2 separate regions of the Homo sapiens genome follow, and region 1 is linked to region 2. Evidence: chromatin loops called from intact Hi-C (ENCODE). Cell type or tissue: tibial artery. All regions are shown on one strand. Links, peaks and the distances in the headings refer to the core of each region. The heading gives the core; the rest is flanking DNA. Region 1 overlaps SLX4IP (SLX4 interacting protein). Region 2 overlaps SLX4IP (SLX4 interacting protein).

Region 1 (9,666 bases), core at 2,561-5,060, 46 kb before region 2:
GAGCCACCGCGCCTGGCCTTCTATGACATTTTAATATTCATTATTTCACTTGCTCTTTAGGAAAACTTGAGAACGCTGTACAGAAAGTATCATGTTTACCTTTGCTTAACAAGTTAGGTGACTAGTGCTCTTGTGAAGCCAGATGACTTGTGTAAGGTCATCAGTGAATAAGGGGAGAGGCAGTGGTCAAAGCCAGGTCTTTACATTTTAACTCAAATCCCTTTTCCAGTTGTTCTATTCCCCACCACGTTTTTCCTAATCAAATCTATCAAAGGGTTCATCAATGGAGATCACGGGCCTCTGCACAGGCAAAGATACACTATGAGAAAAAAACCACAAAGGATTGGGGATGGAGATACATCCTATTCCAACTTATCCTATCTAATGATCCTCATTCATTTAACCTATCCTATTCTACTTCAGCAAAGGGCAGGTTCCCTTGCAGGAATGGCAGTGGTGGGAGGAGGCACAAACCATGTTTTTCACAAATACTGGCTAAACATTTGGGAAGATTTCATTATTAAGAAAAGAGAACAAATTTCATTATTAACAAAAGAGAACTCAGGTTACTGTAATATACAAGCAAAAGACAATCTTTTAAAAAATGATCTCACCCTAGAGATTTTTTTTTTTCTTATTTTCTCCATCTTAGTCTAGAGAAACTAACCAACAGAGGACATCTTCATCCTCACTACCAGCATTTTCAGAGGGTCATCTCTCTGCCAGTCCCTATAAGGTTGGGTGGGGATGGTGGCTATCCAAGGAAAACAGCCCATCGTAGGCCACTTGCTGAGGGTGTGGCCCTAATCTATTCCTTAACTATCTGTTGAACATGTTCTGACCCTGAGCCTTGGCCTTAACTGATTGGAAAGGGACAGGGCAGTCAGCCTTGGGAGGGGGCAAGCACCATGAGAATTCTTTCACACTAAACAGTAGTGTGACTTAAGAGAAGTGTTCTATTTAGTGCTTAAACATTGTCTCTTGGCAGTATGTCCCACTAATCTTTCTACTTAGATGATGCTAGTGAGGACTAGCCTTGTGTGGCTGATGCAGGTCAGCAGAACCTTGATGGCTATTTTGGCCACAGCTCAAATGAAGCATAAGGCAGAGAACCCAAATATCTTAGTGTCATCAGCGAAATCCAGCTGCTAAGGGGCAAAAGAGAGTCTGCTCCCTACAGATGCCTCATTGTCATGTGTGCACTGACGGTGTGGCAGAGGCAGACACAGCTCGGCTGTCCCTTAAACCTAAAGACTATAATTAGCATAATATTGGTCACTACACGGAATAAAAAGGACCTCATATCATAAACTAAAATACATTCCATAAAAGTATCAGAAGAAAATACAAGTGTTTATCTAATTTGAAAAACATAACACCAACATCATCGAAAGCAGAGATCATTACAGAAAACACAATTCTGAGGAAAAACAATGCATCCTACCATACAGCACTGACATACAAGTGAAAGGAAAATAATAAACTCACTGAGAGTTACTTTCCTTACTAGATAAGAAGTCTTCATGTAGCAGAGTTTGTCAAATACAAAATCATCAGTAAAAAAAATGGACAGAAACACATAACTGACAAATAGGGTCCTAGTTAAAATACATACACACGGACCTCAGTTTATTAAGTATGATGTATGAAGAGATACCATCCAGATCACTAGCAGAGACTTTGTGTTCAGGGTTGTGGCTAGTTTTTATTTTCTTTATATATATTTGGATTAAAAGCTTTTTTGTACAATGAATATGTACAATATTGGTCATCAGTTATTAGGTAAAATCTAAGTTCATAACATTGTGGAAAATGTGAAATATGAAAACAGCCTCTCTCTACTCAAGGAACTTTCCCTAGTGCTACAGGAATCTCTTGTTAATATCTTCCACGCAATTCACCACTAGCGTTGTTTAGAAATAAGAAAAATAAATTTTTTTAACTCTATGATAGATCATGAAAAATCTGGAAAAGTCATCCACTACTTATTTCATTTTCTAAACACAAAAATAGAGAATTCTTTTCTTGAATGATCTGATTTATACTTATGCAAAAGTTAAAGGATTCTGTCATGAGGGTACAAACATCAGTGCACAGTCAAATGTTAATTAGCTTATTTCTTCTGTTCTAAAAACATAAGGCCTATAATGTTAGCTTATAATTTCTATTTACATCTTTCTTAAGATCAAATATAACTACCCTGGAAGTTTTTCTAATCATAATTTTTTAATCTGCAAGAAAATTTCTTCTTTGTGCAAAATTATTTTGTAGTTTTTATTTAGCTACAGTTTTATTTGCTTCCTCCAATAGAAATCCCATGTGAGAAAAGATTTTTGAGATAATTTGATACCCTCCCCCTTGAATGAGAGGAGGGCTATGGCCCACAAAGGGCTGGATTATGCACAGCTGAGGACTATAACAGCCAAGCTAAAAATAACTCAGCCTTCAATAGTTTATTTGAAGTGAAAATGAGTCTAAACTCATTTTCACTTCAATTTTGTATTCAAAAACTAGAAGGACATTTCTTTACCACTAAACAGTAGTGTGCCTTAAGAGAAGCAGCTGAGTTAGTGCTTCAATATTGTTTCTTGTCAGGATGTCCCGGTAATCCTTCTACTTAGATGATGCTACAGTGAGGACCTAGCCTTGTATGGCTGGCCTACGTCTGCAGAGTCTTAACAGCTATTTTCACAACTTGAACCACAACTCAAATAAAGAGTATAAGGCAGATAACTCAAATATCTTAATGTATATGTCCACTTGTAGGCAGTACTAGCACTACAAATCATTTTTTAATTTCCAAAAGGATCACAGACTTTGAGAGCTTCGGTTTAAAAGTAAAAAAAGTAGGGCTGGGGGATTTTGGACTTTCCTTCTGAGGAACGGCAGAAGAGATCCAATGGAACCCTTAAAGATACAGGTGCAGAGTGGAAAAATATTTAGGAAAAATGGAGGCCCTATTTGAATGACATTTTTAGGTCACCAGGATATCCTTCAGCAGCCTTGATCTGCCAAACTGTAAGCTCCTTGAGGGCCAACACACTTTCTTACTTTTCTTTGTTTTCCTGGTGCCTACCAGAGTTCCCAGTATAGAGCTGGGACTTAGCAAATTATGTTAAAATGTGATGGTAAAAACAGATGGGAAGGCTGATCTCCAGAGACTAGAAGGAGTGGCTGTAACTAACACACAATGAAATAGTAGCTTTGTCCTGACCCAGAAATGTCCCAGATATATACAGAGTTCTATGGTTATTTACACAACTTTAACAAAGAAATAATAAATAATTTTAAATTTCCCAAAGGCTCCAGGACTTTACATCTGAGAAAGAAAACAGTTTCTACATAGGCTTTTGGGTTTGTAAATAAGAAAATATTGTTGGAATGGAATGTAGCTGAGCGCAATCAAAATTCACTTTATGTTCTTCATATTTCCAAGGAAAAAAACGGTGAGGAAAAAACAAACCAAATAAAGGTAAAAACTCTCAAAAGACTCCCCAGTCCTATATCTAGCAATAGGTCAAAAACTGAGGCTACAAGAGTTTTTAGATTTCTTATGAGAAACTCTAGTAAGAAAAATACAATGACTCATTTCATAATAATGTCCTTTCTTCCCAAAGTACACATCACAATTCCCACATCCCTAGCACATGGGCACTCTGTGCAGAGCTATTGCAACACAGAGGATCTCCCTGCACCAAAGTCCCTGAGTGGACAAGAGAAACGCAACAGTGACAGCAGGGACAGACCTCCCTGGCGCTGTGGTGCTTAGGGGCAGCGTGGCTGCATTCGCTCTGCTCCGTAAAGGAGGGGGATTACTCCCTTTGTACTGCCTGATCTGGAACAGCAGTTCTTTTGTGCAACCACCTTTAAGTACTGGGGAGCTAAGTGCAGCTGGCTTCCTTGTCTACAGGTTGAAAGAATCCCTTGACAGAGGAGTTTTGAATAGACGCTCCCAGATTTCCTAACAAATTGTCACTTAGACATTGAGAATCCAAAAAAAAAGATGAAGGAAAGGGAATGTGTGCTCTCAAGGCTACAGCACGAGTAAGGCACCCAGGCTGTTGCTCAAGTACTAGTTCACTCCTCTGTCACTTCTGTGGCTGCAGAAGAGTGAGTTAAGTCAATAGTTATACAAAAACAACTGAAGTTTATTGCCAAAGAAATCTTTCCAACATAGCTACTGCGGGTACCAATTTTCCCAGCCTTGCCCAGTCAGATGTTCTTGAGAATTGCTATCCAGAGAAAATGAGATGGATCCTGCCCTTTGGTGAATATCCATGTAAAGTGATATAAGAATTCAAAGCTTGAAGCAAGTCCAGGGAATACTCACAGGAGCCTGACATCACTGGCTGTGGGCATTTGAAGTATGGAACAAGTGATAAGAATGCCTTCTCTCAGGCAGAAGGCAGTTCTGGAAGGGAAGGGCTGTTTATTGATCCTTAAATAGCTGAGACAGGCAGACTCTGTAGAGGTCAAATATCAATGAGAATTAAACTACAAGACACTTCTGGTGGAAGGATGGTGTAGTTGGCTTGATGGGTCATTTGTGGGAGAGGGACCTTTACTTGACCTGGGTCTTTTATTGCTTCTAGTAACAACAGGCCTGAGGAAGTAGTGGGCTGGAGGCCTGTGAGGAGGGGAGGTGGCAGAGGTGAGCAGGCTAGGCAGAGGGACGCACAGAGCTTGAGCCCCGAGATGAAACTGTTGAGTAGTGCCAGGCTTTAGCTGACATATGTGGCTGGGAAAATGTATATGTGAAGAGACAGAGGTGGAGTAAATGAGCAACTGAAGAGACAGAAACTGACCACAACTAAAGACAATCACTCAAAACAAGGAACGAGCCTCATGATGGAAATGGCATTTTCCTCATAAGTTAATGTGGTTAACTCTGGTCATGTTATCACTGGTTATCAGAACATCTTAAAGATAAAGAAACTGAACTCACTCATGTAAAAGGCTTAGACCGGTGAGAGTTTCAGAATGAAAATTCTCAATGTTTAGGAAGTCCTCCAGATTATAGGATTTATATGACAGCCGGTATAGAAAACTTACATCTGTATAAATACCAAGGCCCCTAAGGGGGATAATATTTCATTTGTATTGAGATGTTTTAATCCCTCCTTAATAATTTAAGATACTAAGTATTAATATTACATATCAGATAGAAGATCTAATTTCTCCTGTATTTCATTTGAAAGTAATAATACTTTCTGGAACAGTTAATTGTTGTTTTCTTAAACCCATAGATCAATTTCTTCCTTGCTCTGAATCAGTTAAGCTATATTATATTTTAGATGTATGCCAATGGCATTGCCACTTTAGTATTTATTAGTTTACGAAGATAACTCAACATCCTGGAAATATTTCAAAGGACAAACTTAATACTTTTCACCAAATTTGCCTCATTCATTTAATGTGTATTCTTAAGAGTTTGACTGATGGATGAAGAAGAGGAAATATGAACCACACTGGCTGTTGCAAAGGGTTCCTCTGCACCAAACGCAGACATCTAAATTTAAATATAAGTTCTCTGCTCTTTACTTTTCCTGGGTCTCTATTCACCCTTGTAGCCTCTGAAACACTCTTCTTATGTATTTATTTAAGATGAGATAAGAAGCTGGTTTTAGATGATGTGGGCCAAATTTCAGATTTCATACGGATTAAAAAATAATAAACATCAAGGGTAATCTAATATTCCCATAAATTATTTTAGAAGCATAATAATCATGTCACACTTCATGGCCCGGTTAATGTCTGTTGGATTTTTTTTCTGTTTGTTAAAGATTCAAGTCATATGTCCCTGTTTCTTAAAGATTCAAGTCATACGTCCAAAAATATGAAAAAAAGTCTGTGTAGAAGTCAGGCAGACTGGACTGTGGCTGCAGGAAACACACACACGTGCAACAAGGAGATTCTCAAGTGTACATGTTCAGCTTAAAAGACAAAGCAGTCAGCTGCAATTCTGAGTCAGTTTTATCTATTTGTCTGAAGAGACAACTCCAATAAAACAGAAGCAGGCCCTGCTGGAACTCAAGACTTAGCATGAGAAAAGGGAGACAGAGAAGGAGACAGAGAGACAGAGAGACAGAGAGACAGAGAGAGAGAGAGAGAGAGAGGGAGAAAATGAACCCTATCAGCTATGAAATAATACACTGGGGAAAAGTACTGGTTCTCATGAAAATGTCGGTGATTCACCATGGAATAAAATTTAAAAGCCACTGACCCCAATGAAAGCCTCCAGTGGAAACATGTGGATTTTGCTTCATTTCACTTAAAGACTTTTCTTTATTTCATTTAAACACTATCATAAGCACCATCACAGCTTTTGTGATGTGTTGCTTTCTCATTTACAGTTGATATGGAAAAGGTACTGCTGATTAAAATGGTCTTGAGGAAAAGAAGAACAATACACGAATTAGTTGATATTACCACGTAAAACAGGTAGGGCTTCTTGTTCCCTTAAAACATGCGTTGGGTGCTCATCAGCTGAATGACAACAGCAGACAATTCTTGTTTTCTATTTTTTACAGTAACTCAGCATTTAAGCAGACTTATTTGTTTATAGAATTTTTTCATACTCACCAAATCTTCATTCTGACTTGCTAAAAGATCACGACTGAATGCAAGCTGACTGACACAAACCACAAATCTGTCAGGGAATACACAGAGTTCTGTATAAAATGAAGAAAAACAAGTTTAAAGGTGTCAAAAAACTATAAACACAGAATGGTTGTTCCAGATTTTTGTTCATTTTAAGTTACTGCAATATGCACATCCATATAAAACATACGTCTCTTCTCTCCTCCCATCCTTTCGGTGTTTGCCGTCAATAGGGCAGGGTGAGCGCAAAGCTCTAGGGAGAGCTGATGAGGCTGCAAATTGGTCCACCTGCGCCCCGGGACCATTACATTACAGGAAACCCCCAGGCAGAACCTCTGTAGCCTCCCCTCTGTGTCAGTCAGCTGTTTTCTGATTAGAACTCCTATTTAGAAAATAGGATCAATGTTTTCAAAATGAGCATGTAACACTTTAGAGGAAGAGGAAGAATATTAGATAAAATCTAAAAATGTGACCTATCAATGTTTTTCCTAGTTACTTTACTTATCATCTCCTTGGTTAGCTAGTCTTAGAGAGCTCCCCGACCCTGGAGGGCAAACTACTAATCTGAAGCAGGCTGGGAAAACAGCAGCTTTTCTTAGGAATTAATGATCCAACTATTAAGAAAATGGTTAAATATACAATAAAGATGGTAAAATTACACCATACTCATAGTAATCTATTATTGCTGCTTCTTAAAACAAAACCATTGACTTCTCATTGGGAAAGACTGAATAAATCACTGAACTGGACTCCTCGGCATTCAATGAAAGGAAGGCAAGATGGTAATGACATCTGGATCTTTCCTTTTCTCATCTGTCTGTCCATCCATCCATTTGTTCGCCAGCCTCCAGCTACCCAGGCATGATGTCTGGAGTGATGCTAAGCTGATGCCAACAGGGTATGTTCCAGGCGGGTGGGGAGGGGGCTCTTCTCCCTTTTTCCTACTTGGTTGTACTGCTTGAATATTTTTATGATATACATGTCTGATATTTGTGATAGAAATTAAGTCATTTTTCTAACAGAGAAAGCTTCCCTCTTACATGAGACCAATTTCTTTTTAAAGATGGATATTATGAATCAGGTGAGTAAAGCCTTTTAGGTACACTGCACATGATGGCAATGACTGAGGTAATAAGGTATCTCAATTTGATGCACCGCTTGGAAGCCAAGCAAGAAGGTGTCAATTACATGGACACAGAATTTAAACAAGTTAACACCTTACACTACTAGACTAGCTTAAATGATCCCAAGAGGCCCAATGAGTTGTTGTTCCAGTAACAGCTCTCTCCTTATCCCATCAACCACTGCTGTCTCCTTGGCAGTCACTCTCCCTATTCCAAGTTATCCTATTCAGAACAGCAGGTTAACAGTTCTAAAAAAAGAGCTCCACTCATCCTGCTCAAAAACCTACCATGGCTCCCCAGTGCCCAATATTCAAAGCCCTCCATGATTAGGGATTAACCTGTTGTTCTGGTCTCACTCCCAATTAGCCTTCCTCATGAGGAAAGCCCCCATTTCAGGTGGGGGCCTGGGTTTTTTTCAACTTTGACCCCATGTGGGCATATGATATCTGGCTAGGTGACTAGAGGTGGATTTTGAAAAGCCAGAAGAACAAAATTAGCAAAGCAATTAATATTTATTCATTAGTTCTTAAAAGATCTTATTGCGATAAATGGTATATAGCCTTTTTATCATTTTATGGGAGGGAAACTGAGCCACAGAATTCATTATTTTTCCACCTCCCCCCCCTAAAAAAATCATAAAATTGAAATACAACAGTTCATTAGTGGATCAGAACTGGAATTCAAAATTATCAGTTCTATCAAATAATTCCTCGGTATTTGCATTTGTTCCTCTGAAAAGTAACAATGTTCGAATGGCAGATTTTAAACATTTTGGTGCTGCCAGGTATTAACAGAAAGCAACTTCTGTACCCTTTTGCTCTGTTTAGGTCATTATTGAGAGTTGTACTATTTTAATATTTAATTAAATATTTAGGCAATGATAGTCCTTACCATAAAGGGCACAAGTGCAAGGTTAGCTGACTTATTTTACTAGAGAGTTGAACAAAGTGGAAGGACCTGTTAAGAAAGCAGTATATCTAAGGCTGGGCATGCTGGCTCATGCCTGTAATCCCAGCACCTTAGGAGGCCAAGGCGGGAGTACAGCTTGACCCCAGGAGTTTGAGACCAGCTGCAACATAGTGAGACCCCTTCTCTACCAAAAATTACAAAAAAAAAAAAAGCCAGGCATGGTGGCACACACCTGTGGTCCCAGCTACTTAGGAGGCTGCAGTGAGCCATGATTGCACCACTGTACTCCAGCCTGAGTGACAGAGTGAGAACTTGTCTCAAAAACAAACAAATAACAGCAAAAAAGAGAATAACATATTCGAGCAGAGTTTACAGTTAAGAAAATGCAGATAATCATGAAGATTCCACAGCAAGCCTCTATATGTTAATTTTTTAAAGTTCCTATATCATATCTTATATATATACTGAAATTGTCCATGGAAGGTGAACTAAATTTTCTTTCCAGTGCTCAGATCAACCTGGAGAATGATCATTAGCTTCTGACTTTACTGTTGCTGGCTGGACAAGTTTGAAATCATATCCTTAGTGGACATCTAGACTTGGGGAAGTGATGGGGGAAAGTGGCCTCATCACACACCTAGGGAAAGCTCTGAGAGCTCAGGGCTGGGAAAGAGCTTTCTTGTGTACACACCTGCTCCATATGCCAGGGCTTTGGTGTGCACAGACAATACTGAAGTGATTCATAGTTCAACTGTGTTGAGTCACTCTGAAAACTCAAAGAAAGTGCTGAGATGCATCAGGAAAGGAAAGCATGATGTGGCCCAGCTCACTGTTCTTAGAGAGGCAGTAAACACAGTACAAGGTGGGAGGAAAGAAATCGCAAACTTTCGGACACACTCAAGACATGAAGGCAATGAAGCAAGTGGGACTCTCCACTCCTTAATTTTCATCCCTTCTCTATCTAGGGCAAGCAGATTGTGTGAAATGTCTGACAAACCAAGAAATCGGCTTCTTACCAGCATTCTGTGTGCTC
Region 2 (9,666 bases), core at 3,262-5,761:
TCACCGCAGTTAGGATGGCTATTATCAAAAAGACAAAAACTAACAAGTGCTGGCAAGGATGTGAAGAAAAAGGAACTCATATACATGATTCACGGGAATTTAAATTAGTACAACCATTATGGAGAACAATTTGGAGGTTCCTCAAAAATCTACAAATAGAATTACCATATGACCCACCAATCTCCCTACTAGGTATTTTAACAAAAGAAGAAAATCAGTATATTGAAGAGATCTGTACCCCCTTGCTTACTGCAGTGCTACTCACAATAGCTAAGATAACGGAATCAATCTAAATGTTCATCACCAGATGAATGGATAAAGAAAACGTGCTGTATGTATACACAATGGAATACTATTCAGCAATATATACAAAAAAATAAATAAATAAAATAAAATCTGTCATTCATGGTGATATGGGAGAGGGGCAAGGAAGTGCTGGGTAGAGAAGGGCAGGGTCCCTGGTGAGGGCTCCACCCTTGGGCCTGTGCCCACAGACCTAGGTGAGGACAGGCACTCCTGTTTTCACGCCCAAATGTTGTATTTTCCAAGAACACCATGGCCTACCACGCCCCCCATCTTGTGCCTATAAAACCCCCCGAGACCCTAGCGGGCACACACACAGGCGGCTGGACAACAAGAGGAGCAGAGGAACGGAAGAAGTTGTTCTGACAGGCACCAGCAGATTCCGGCAGGCCATGGACAGCGGGATAACGTGAAATTCTGCCAGGGGCAGTCGGAGAGTCCGGCAGCTGGGCGGCCCAACTCCAGGGGAAGACCACCTTCCCACTAGATCCCCCTTCTGGCCTCTCCATTCACCTCGCGGAGAGCCACCTCCACTCAGTAAAACCTTGCACCCATTCTCCAAGCCCACGTGTGATCCAGTATTTCCGGTACACCAAGGCAAGAACCCGGGATACAGAAAGCCCTCTGTCCTTGAGATAAGGCAGAGGGCCTAATCGAGTAGATTAACGCAACCCGCCTGCAGACGGCTAAACTGAAAAAGCACATTGTAACACACGCCCACTGGGGCTTGAGGATCTGTAAACACTCAACCCTAGACGCTGCTGCAGGATTGGAGCCCATGCTTCCTATGAACTGCCCGTCTGTATGTTCCCCTAAGGGTTGAGCCGCAGGGCACCGATGACACATCCCCATCCCACGCCCTGTTTCAGGGATAAGGTATCTTTTCCTGTTTCAATAGCAACACGGATGAGCCCAAAGGAAATTAAGTGAAGTAAGTCCGGCACACATACACGATGGAATACTACTCAGCCATAAAAAGGAATGAATTAATGGCATTCTCAGCAACCTGGATGGGACTTGAGACTATTATTCTAAGTGAAGTAACTCAGGAATGGAAAGCCAAACTTGTAAGTGGGAGCTAAACTATGACGATGCAAAGGCATTAAGAATGGCACAATAGACTTTGGGGACTCAGAGAGAAAGGTGGGGAAGGGAGTGAGGGATAAAAGACTACAAATCAGGTTTAGTGTATACTGCTTGGGTGATGGGTGCACCAAAATCTCACAAATCACCACTTAAGAACTTACTACTATAACCAAAAAAAAAAAAAGAAAAAAGAAAAATAGATATATAGACATATTAAAATTTGATGATGTAATCAGAAAATAAGAAAATAAAATATCACATGTTCTCACTCATATGTAGAAGCTATTTATTAAAAAAATTGAGCTCATACAATCAGAGTTGTGAGTATTAGAAGACTAGGAAGGATGGGGAAGGGAAGGATAGGAAGAGGTTAGCTAATGGATATAAGACTACCACTAGAGTAAGTTCTAGTGTTCTATAGCACTATAGGGTAAATATGGTTAACATTAATTTATTGTATATTTTTTAAAAAAACATAAGTGAGGATTTTAAATGCTCACAACACAAAGAAATGATAAATGCTCAGGTGATAGATATGCTAATTACTCTAATTTGAAAATTACACATTGTATACACGTATCAAAATATCACTCTGTATCCTATGAATGTGTACAATTATTAAGTCTACTAAAAATAAAAAAACCTTAAAAATAAAAAACAATCCTTTAAACAATTTACAGTTTCCTTAGGAATGTTTTATTTGCTATTTTTATACATTTTGCCTACCATTAAAAGTCCTGAGGGCTCTTCAGTTAATTTTCTTTACCCAAACAAAGTATCTTCATTAGGACATATTTTTAAAATGTATCACTATACTAACATGACAGTCAGAGTCAAACATAATTGCCATCTCTACGGAGCAGAAATTCTATTTATTTTTTGTCCAAAATCAAAGTGCTCTGTGCCTACCTTTTAAGGACAAGGGATTGGATCTTGTGAATTCTGCATTTGATGGCCTGTGCTGTTTGCGAACTTCCAAGTACTCCTGAACTCTTGAATCAATGGTTTCTTTTAACAGTAAACAGACTTCCTAAAGCAAATAAAAAATTAGATATAACCTTCAAATTTAATGCAAAAAAATTAACATATATATTAAAAAGTTAACAATGAACATTTCATTTCATTTTGCTTTTTAATTTAGCTGTGAATGTTGAAAGGAATGTCATATGTGCTCATGAATAACACCGCAAATTTAAATTTGCTACTGAAGTTTGCTCGAAACCATGATGTTGGCTCACTGTGTGATCTGGGAAAGTCATTTCATTTCTTTCTGCCTCAGTTTCATATTTCTAAAAGAAAGATAAAAATATTTCAGTGTAAACATCAGGGCAAGGAGGTAATAAGTATGGTAAAGAATGCTTTCATATAAGTATCAATCAGTTGTACTGTGACAAATAGAAGAAATAAGTCAAGAAGAGCCAACACTGGCTGGCATCAAGGGCCCCAGGGAAACACCCAGTGTGGCCAGGGGACTGTAGACAGGGATGGGGCCAGGAGTAAGGGCATATTCATCCACTGCTGGTGCAACGGCATGGGGAACCCACACCACAGCCCAGTCAACAGCAAGCAGCCCCCCATGGTTTTAGGGGACTGTTTCATGTTTATAGGCACAGTGTTGCTAGATCTTTGTTCAAAAGGAGTCAGAAACAGTAATTTTTATATAAACTATCCCATTTTTCAAACTTGGTCTAAAAATTTTTAAAAATCTAAACACCATCATTCATTAGTTTCTGGTCTTGGGTTTACAAATCTACTCAAGAAGGAAACTGTTGAGCAGTGAGTTAAGCAGAGAACTGGAAATCACTAATCCTATTTTCTTCTACGCTCTTGTTGATGATACTGTATATGCCTTTGTTTTTGTAAAAACGTACTACACTCATGTACTAACAGTGAAAATAATATAATTTCTCTAAAGTAGATTAACATTTATTAGGCGACAGAAACACATGGTTTTAATTCAATTTCAGTATTCCTTATCACTAGTAAGTTTCAGGATAGGTCAATTGTTTTATTGTTTTGGTGTTATTTATAATAAAGGTAAACAAAAATTTAAGCCCAACACAATGGGAAGATACTCTTTGCAGTTGTTTCCTGCACTAACAGGAAATTGTGACCTAATGTAGAAAAAGAGAGTAAAATCATACACAAATCTAAATTTCTTAATTTAGATTAAGAACTGATGTATAAGAACTGATGATTCCTGTTTAATTCCCAAAGACTGCAGAAAACTCAGAGTTGCCCAGGTCACCTCAAACCTGTTTTGCTGGTTTCTTGCAATGTCATCTCAGGTTGATCTCTTAGAATCTTCACAAATTAAAACAACAAAATTTTTAGCTGTTCTAAAGAGCAATGATAGCAAAACTTTTCCTTTATTAAAAACACTTGTACTCCTCAAACAATATAGAAAACCCTTGATTTAACTCATGAGTGTGAGTTTCTAGATAAAGTACAAACACTGGTTTCCTCTCTCCTGCTTTTCATGTTGCAGCCTAAAGATGCAGTGCCTCATGGAATACAGAGATATCCCTTTACAGTTGAGTGTTTCGGCATTGTTCACACAACAAAAAGGCAGCCTTGCCGCCTCATAGGTTTTTTTTTTTTTAAAAAACAATTAAAGAATTTTGCTTCACATGCAGAGTTCAACTATGACTGGGCTAGAAAATATGTGAAAGACATACATGGAAACAAGGATTGCTAAAATTTGGCTATAAATGCCCTATAAGGCTAAAACTAAAAATAGCATGACAAAAATAAAGCAAAGGCTCATACACACAAACTTTCTCCCTCTAGCTGTGGGGCTTTCCTTCTGTGAGTCAGTTTGACGAATGCAAGGTAGACCAAGTGCAGTGTGATAGACACCAGTAACCGACCACACCACACGTCATGAAGCTTTCTCTTCAGAACCACAACAATGCAAGAAAAGAAAACTTCTCAGCTACCTTTGAGGGGCAGATAAGAAGAACAAGTTAAAATCAGTGCTCAAGACAGAGATGCAGAGGGCATCTCTAGGCTAACGGGCTGTGCTCGCTTCCTCGAGTTGACACATGGAACAGTTTGACTTCAACTGTTTGGGTACAAAGACTACTCGTGCTGCACTCAAAATAAACATATGTTAATACATGTAATTAGTTCTTTTTTCTAAAAAGGAACTGGATATTCTTAGGCTTTCACTGTATAAAATGACTGTTAAAATGGAATCAAATTGGTTGCTCATAAAATCCCAATCATGAGAGGATCTAAGGATAAAGAAGATGAAAGCCTGGGGACACTGAACCTAAGCTAAAGTCATAGCCTTTCTTCAACTAGCTTTTCTCCTTTCTTACGCACACACAAATGATCCCAGAGGAATTTTAACATCAGCGAATTGTTTTTTTTTTTTTTTTTTTTTGAGACAGGGTCTCACTCTGCCACCCATGGTGGAGTTCAGTGGCATGATCACAACTCTCACTGCAGCCTTAACCTCCTGGGCTCAAGTGATCCCCCCACCTCAGCCTCCAGAGTAGCTGGGATTCCAGACACAAGCCACCACATCTGGCTAATTTTTATACTTTTTATAGAGATGGGGGTTCACCATGTTGCCCAGGCTGGTCTTGAACTCCTAGACTCAGGCAATCCGCCTGCCTTGGGCTCCCAAAGTGCTGGGATTACAGGTGTGTGTCACTGCACCTGGCCAATATACATTTTAAAAGGGCAAATTAAAGAAGCAGCAGCAAACCGACCATTTGGTTTTGAGAGGCAAGCTCAGCCTGCTACAGCGACCTGCCCCTTGCAGCTGCCAGTGCAGCACTGCTCTGCAGGTCCTGTCATGCACTGCACAGCTTTGCTAAGTCATGCCCTGCTGCCCTCAAGTAGGTACTATGAGCATCCACGCAGCTGCATGTGGCTCCTAAAAAAACAAAAACCTAGCCTCACGCTTTGGCTATGAGGTGATTCACACACCCAGGGCTTTATTCTAAAGCATTCCAAATTAACTGAATCTTGGGCAAAACGGACTCAATATTAACAAGAAAGGTCTAAGGCCGATAAAGGTCTAAGGTGGCAAAGCCGAAAGGGAATGGAGAACAGGCCTGGAATGGTGGATTCCATAACATTGTTAATTTAAGTCAAGTCAGAAGATTTTGGGGTGAGGTCCCCTTGGGTGACTATTGGTCACTTTGGGGAAACGAGTGAACAGTTTTGAATCACAGCAACATGCGTTAGTAAGCTAGGAGTGGAATTATATGAAGGTAAGTGGCAGTAGGAGATGTTGATTGACTTGCTAAATATTTAAAAGTCCTGAAGAGAAGAGTCCACAGTTATTTACCTGAATGATAAATCCCACCATACAGAACCTTGTGCCTTCCTTTTCTCAGCTTTAGGTCACCAGGTATTCTTTGCAAAATAATGACAGCAAAGTCTTGATAATATTATCCTTTGAATGAAAATGTATTATCCTATAAAATCTTTTTTGGGGGGTGGGGATCTTTTTTCTAGTGAGCTCCAAAAGCTAATTAAAAGCAATTATCACAGAAAAGGGTGGCTTTTTGTTTTTTCACCACTGTCAATAGTTTCTTCGCCATATACTATATTTTAACAAATCTGATTTTTATTTCTCAGTCTAAAAAGCAACTGTGGTAAATGGACATCACGGATAATGATATTTTTAAAGGTGTGTAAAAGCCACAAGCTGGTTACTCCTGCTCTCTGGTGAGCAGGGATCAGAGAAGGAGGCAAAGCAATGGTGAGAGCTCAGTGCAGCTTGTAAGCCTCCACCACAAGCAGCACTTGGGTGGGATTGTTGAAACTTAGAACCAGGAGTGAATTTGGCATCTAGGCAAACCTCTTCACTTTCAGATGAGGAGGCTGAGGCTCAGTGAAGTCCAGCATCATGCTCTGCTAAGCCCCCGGCTACTGGCTTTCCTGACTGACCATTGTGAGAAGGAACACCGTCAAGTATTTCCTGACTTGTCAAAGGCTCATGATAATACAAGGATGATAGAAAATAAAAGCTGAGGCTTTAAGATGGGTGTGAAGGTTCAGCCTTGTGTTAACTGCCACACCTGCTTCAGGTGCTCAGGCCATCCTTCACAACCAGTCAGGTTAAAATCCCTGATTACTGAAATAGTCACTTTAACTTCTTCTTCTTCTTCTCCTCTTTTTGAATATATAGAAATCCTTCCCCCAAAACAAAGAGGTATAAAATGTCTGGTTTAAATAATACAGTATCATATGAAGTTTATGAATGTGTCAGTTTCTGAAGGAAAAAAAAAGTGGGTGCATATGTGTCTGTCATTGGGAATACAATTGTTTTTCAAGGATTAAATACGCAACATTTTTTTCCCACTAACAGAAATGAAAGCTGGAAAGAGCTGATATTTCTTATAGCAGCAGCAGCTACTTGCAATTAAATAGTAGAAAGTTTTGTTGTACCTCTTTCTTCTGTTCAGAAAACCAGCTTGTATCTTTGTTTGAACCTTGTGGCAAGATATGAAGATCCACGAGGACAGCAAAATTCCCACACTGAAAGACATTAATGGCAGAGTCAGTGTCTGTGCGGCTCATGCCCAGCAAACAATGAGAGAAAATCTCACAAATTCCTATGTGGTTGCTCATGATGAAATGGCAACAAAGTTCACTACTAGACAGAACTTTTAATAAAGAACATGGTTACAGGTCATAATCTACTACTTTCCCTAAGTTTAACATTTACAGTGGAAATGCTAAGGAGAGATGCAATGTTAATCAAGACAGGAAAGACAAAATATCTGTCTCTGGGCTGCACCTTGAAAGGGGATGTCCAAGCATCCCGGCAGCAGTTGGAAGACGTGAAGCATCGAGAGAAGTTAAATAGGTCAGTACTAGGTAGGCTCCACAAAAGAATGATTCCATGCACAGCCAGGGGAATTCTTTCTTCTAAGCAGCAAATAACAGATATAAGATACTGCATTTTTAGACGGACAAAAGGATTGGCTAGGACGGTACACTTTGGAATTGAAATAGGAACATGGAAGAATGAGAAATAAGCAAGAAGATAAAGATACATACTGAATGCTAGTTAACAAAACAAAACAAAATTCATTAAAGTATGCTACAAAACTGTACAAAGCCTGACTCTGTTCTTATTCTATAGGCTAGCGCTGTCCAGCACTTTAGAAAATAATGGAAATATTCTATATATATGCTGTTCAATAAGATAGCCATATGTGGCCGTATGTGGCCATATGTGGCTGCTGAGCACTTAAAATGTGGCTATTGTAACTGATAAGCTACATTTTTAATAAAATTTAAATTAAATTTAAGTAGCTACATGTAGCTAGTGGTTCCATACTGGATAGCACAGTTACAGACCCTGTGAAAAGTTGTTGCCTTATAAATCCTCACATATGAGTGAAGTAATTTCTGAGAATCACAAGATAACTGTGAACAAACTAATTTGGTAAGGAATGGGACACCAAGGTTGGGGATGGTCTGAGAGACCCAGAGATTCGGTTTATGAGACTCAGAGGTTCAGTTTTTTCACTTCCTTGGCTGGACAGTTTTGTTTTTTTTTTTTTAAATTCTGTCCTATATATCAACAGTGAAAGGAAAGTAGTTTCAACAAATGGTTAGACCATCAGATGTAAATATAAAGTGAAACTTGACACCTACCTCACGCTATATACAAAATTTAATTTGAGATGGATCACACACCTAGACAAAAAAGCCAAAACTATCTTCCTGATCTTTGGAATAGGAAAAGATTTCTTAGGATCCAGAAAGCACCAAATATTGAGAAAAATAGTTGTAAAATTGTTAAATTTTCAAAATTAAAAATTTCTGTTAACGAAAAAAGCACCACTAATAAAATAAATAGGTATGTTACAGACTGGGAGAAATGTATTTATGTATTCAAAAATACATGTATCTGGCAAAAAGGACTGGTACCCAAAATATGTAAAGAACTCCTACAAACTGATATTTTTAAAAAAAGCAAAACAAAAAACCTGAGTTTGAATAGACACTTCACAAATAGGATAAATGAATGGCTAATAAGAAAATGAAAAAAGTGTTCAATATCATTAGTCATCAGGCAAATTAAAATTAAAACCACCAAGAGATACAACTACAATACCCACCAGAATGACTACAGTTAAAAAGACTGACATAACATGAAATGTTGGTAAGGATATGGAACAACCCAGACTCTCATACTTTCCCAGTGGAAATGTAAGATGGTCTAACCACTCTGGCAAATGGGTTTGTCAGTTTCCTGTAGCTAAACGTACATTTACTTATCAACTGAGCCAATGATTCCTTCCCAGGTGTTTACTCAAGAGAGATGAAGTATATGTGCACACAAAGACTTGTATGCAAATATTCATGGAAGTTTTATTTATAATAACCCAACGTGAAGACAACCCAAAAGTCTACAACAAGAGAACAAATTGTGCCATATTCATGCAAGGGAACACTACTCACCACACTACCGATAGACTCAACATGTATTCATCTCAAAAACATTAGGTTGAGCAAAAGAAACCAGACCAAAATAACATATACTGTATGGTTCCATCTATATATAATTCTAAAACAGCAAAATCAACGTGTGATGAAAGGAATCAAAACAGTAATTTCCCAGGGGGGTAAAAAACTGGGTGAGAACTGTCACAAAGGAACTTTGTATGTGATAAGACTATTCTGTATCTTGATGGGGTATGTTATGTATACACTGCAATCAGTTCCTTTCACTATATTTAAATTATACATCAATAATAAACAATTTTTAAACACTGTGTAAAATGCACTCATACTTGTTGGCAGTTATTTAAAATGTAGGTATTACGTCCCTGAAAATGTGTGGGAGACCCAAATGAAGTTTACCAGGTAATAAACTGTGAAGCATGTTGAAAGATGGTTTCCTACGATGTAAAAGAGTGCACTTTAGTGTGTTACAGTTTAGTGTGTTGCAACCAGCATTTTATTTTAATGAAAGAGAACTGAAGATAATATTAGAATGCAATACAAAATATCAATGTGTCATATGGTTAGATCAAGAATTGTTTTGTGAAATGTAAGTAAGTGTGTACTCAGTTATGATGGAAAGCCTATTTCTTATTGTGGGTTGTAATAAAAAATGTTTGAAAACCACTCAAGTATACTGTTAAAGTCCTTCTCAACTGTTGGTTACAGAATTTAACCTTTAAGGAGTATGCTGCCACCAGGTGGAGGTCGCATGCCACAACTACAGGATCTTAGCCACGGAATATTAACCTTTCCTGTGCCATGGACTTATTTAGCCAACTGTGAAGCTGATGAAAG

Evidence for each region. Hi-C counts contacts between places; a loop is a spot of excess contacts. Peaks named below come from ENCODE experiments on the same cell type or tissue, not always from the same donor. Only the 100,000 strongest peaks of a DNase experiment are listed, where the experiment ranks them.
Region 1: it touches region 2 in a loop (11-fold over the local background); 18 of 110 quality-filtered maps call a loop at or near these places.

Annotation. Positions count from the first base shown.
Region 1 is chr20:10,598,736-10,608,401 of GRCh38, reverse strand. It overlaps SLX4IP (SLX4 interacting protein), which reads right to left. Exons shown (of 8, transcript NM_001009608.3): 5 at 9,650-9,666; 6 at 6,583-6,671. Among named protein-coding and RNA genes, the nearest start is that of MIR6870, 46 kb to the left of the region's middle. RefSeq lists an enhancer at 9,190-9,666. In tibial artery, for the core only: no CTCF peak of the experiment used is centred there; DNase peaks (open chromatin) are centred at 3,701 and 4,120; H3K4me3 peaks cover 367 bases; H3K27ac peaks cover 2,500 bases.
Region 2 is chr20:10,553,453-10,563,118 of GRCh38, reverse strand. SLX4IP (SLX4 interacting protein) reads right to left here. Exons shown (of 8, transcript NM_001009608.3): 3 at 6,799-6,888; 4 at 2,299-2,419. Among named protein-coding and RNA genes, the nearest start is that of MIR6870, 91 kb to the left of the region's middle. RefSeq lists an enhancer at 3,997-4,376. In tibial artery, for the core only: a CTCF peak has its summit at 4,210; no DNase peak of the experiment used is centred there; H3K4me3 peaks cover 619 bases; H3K27ac peaks cover 2,500 bases.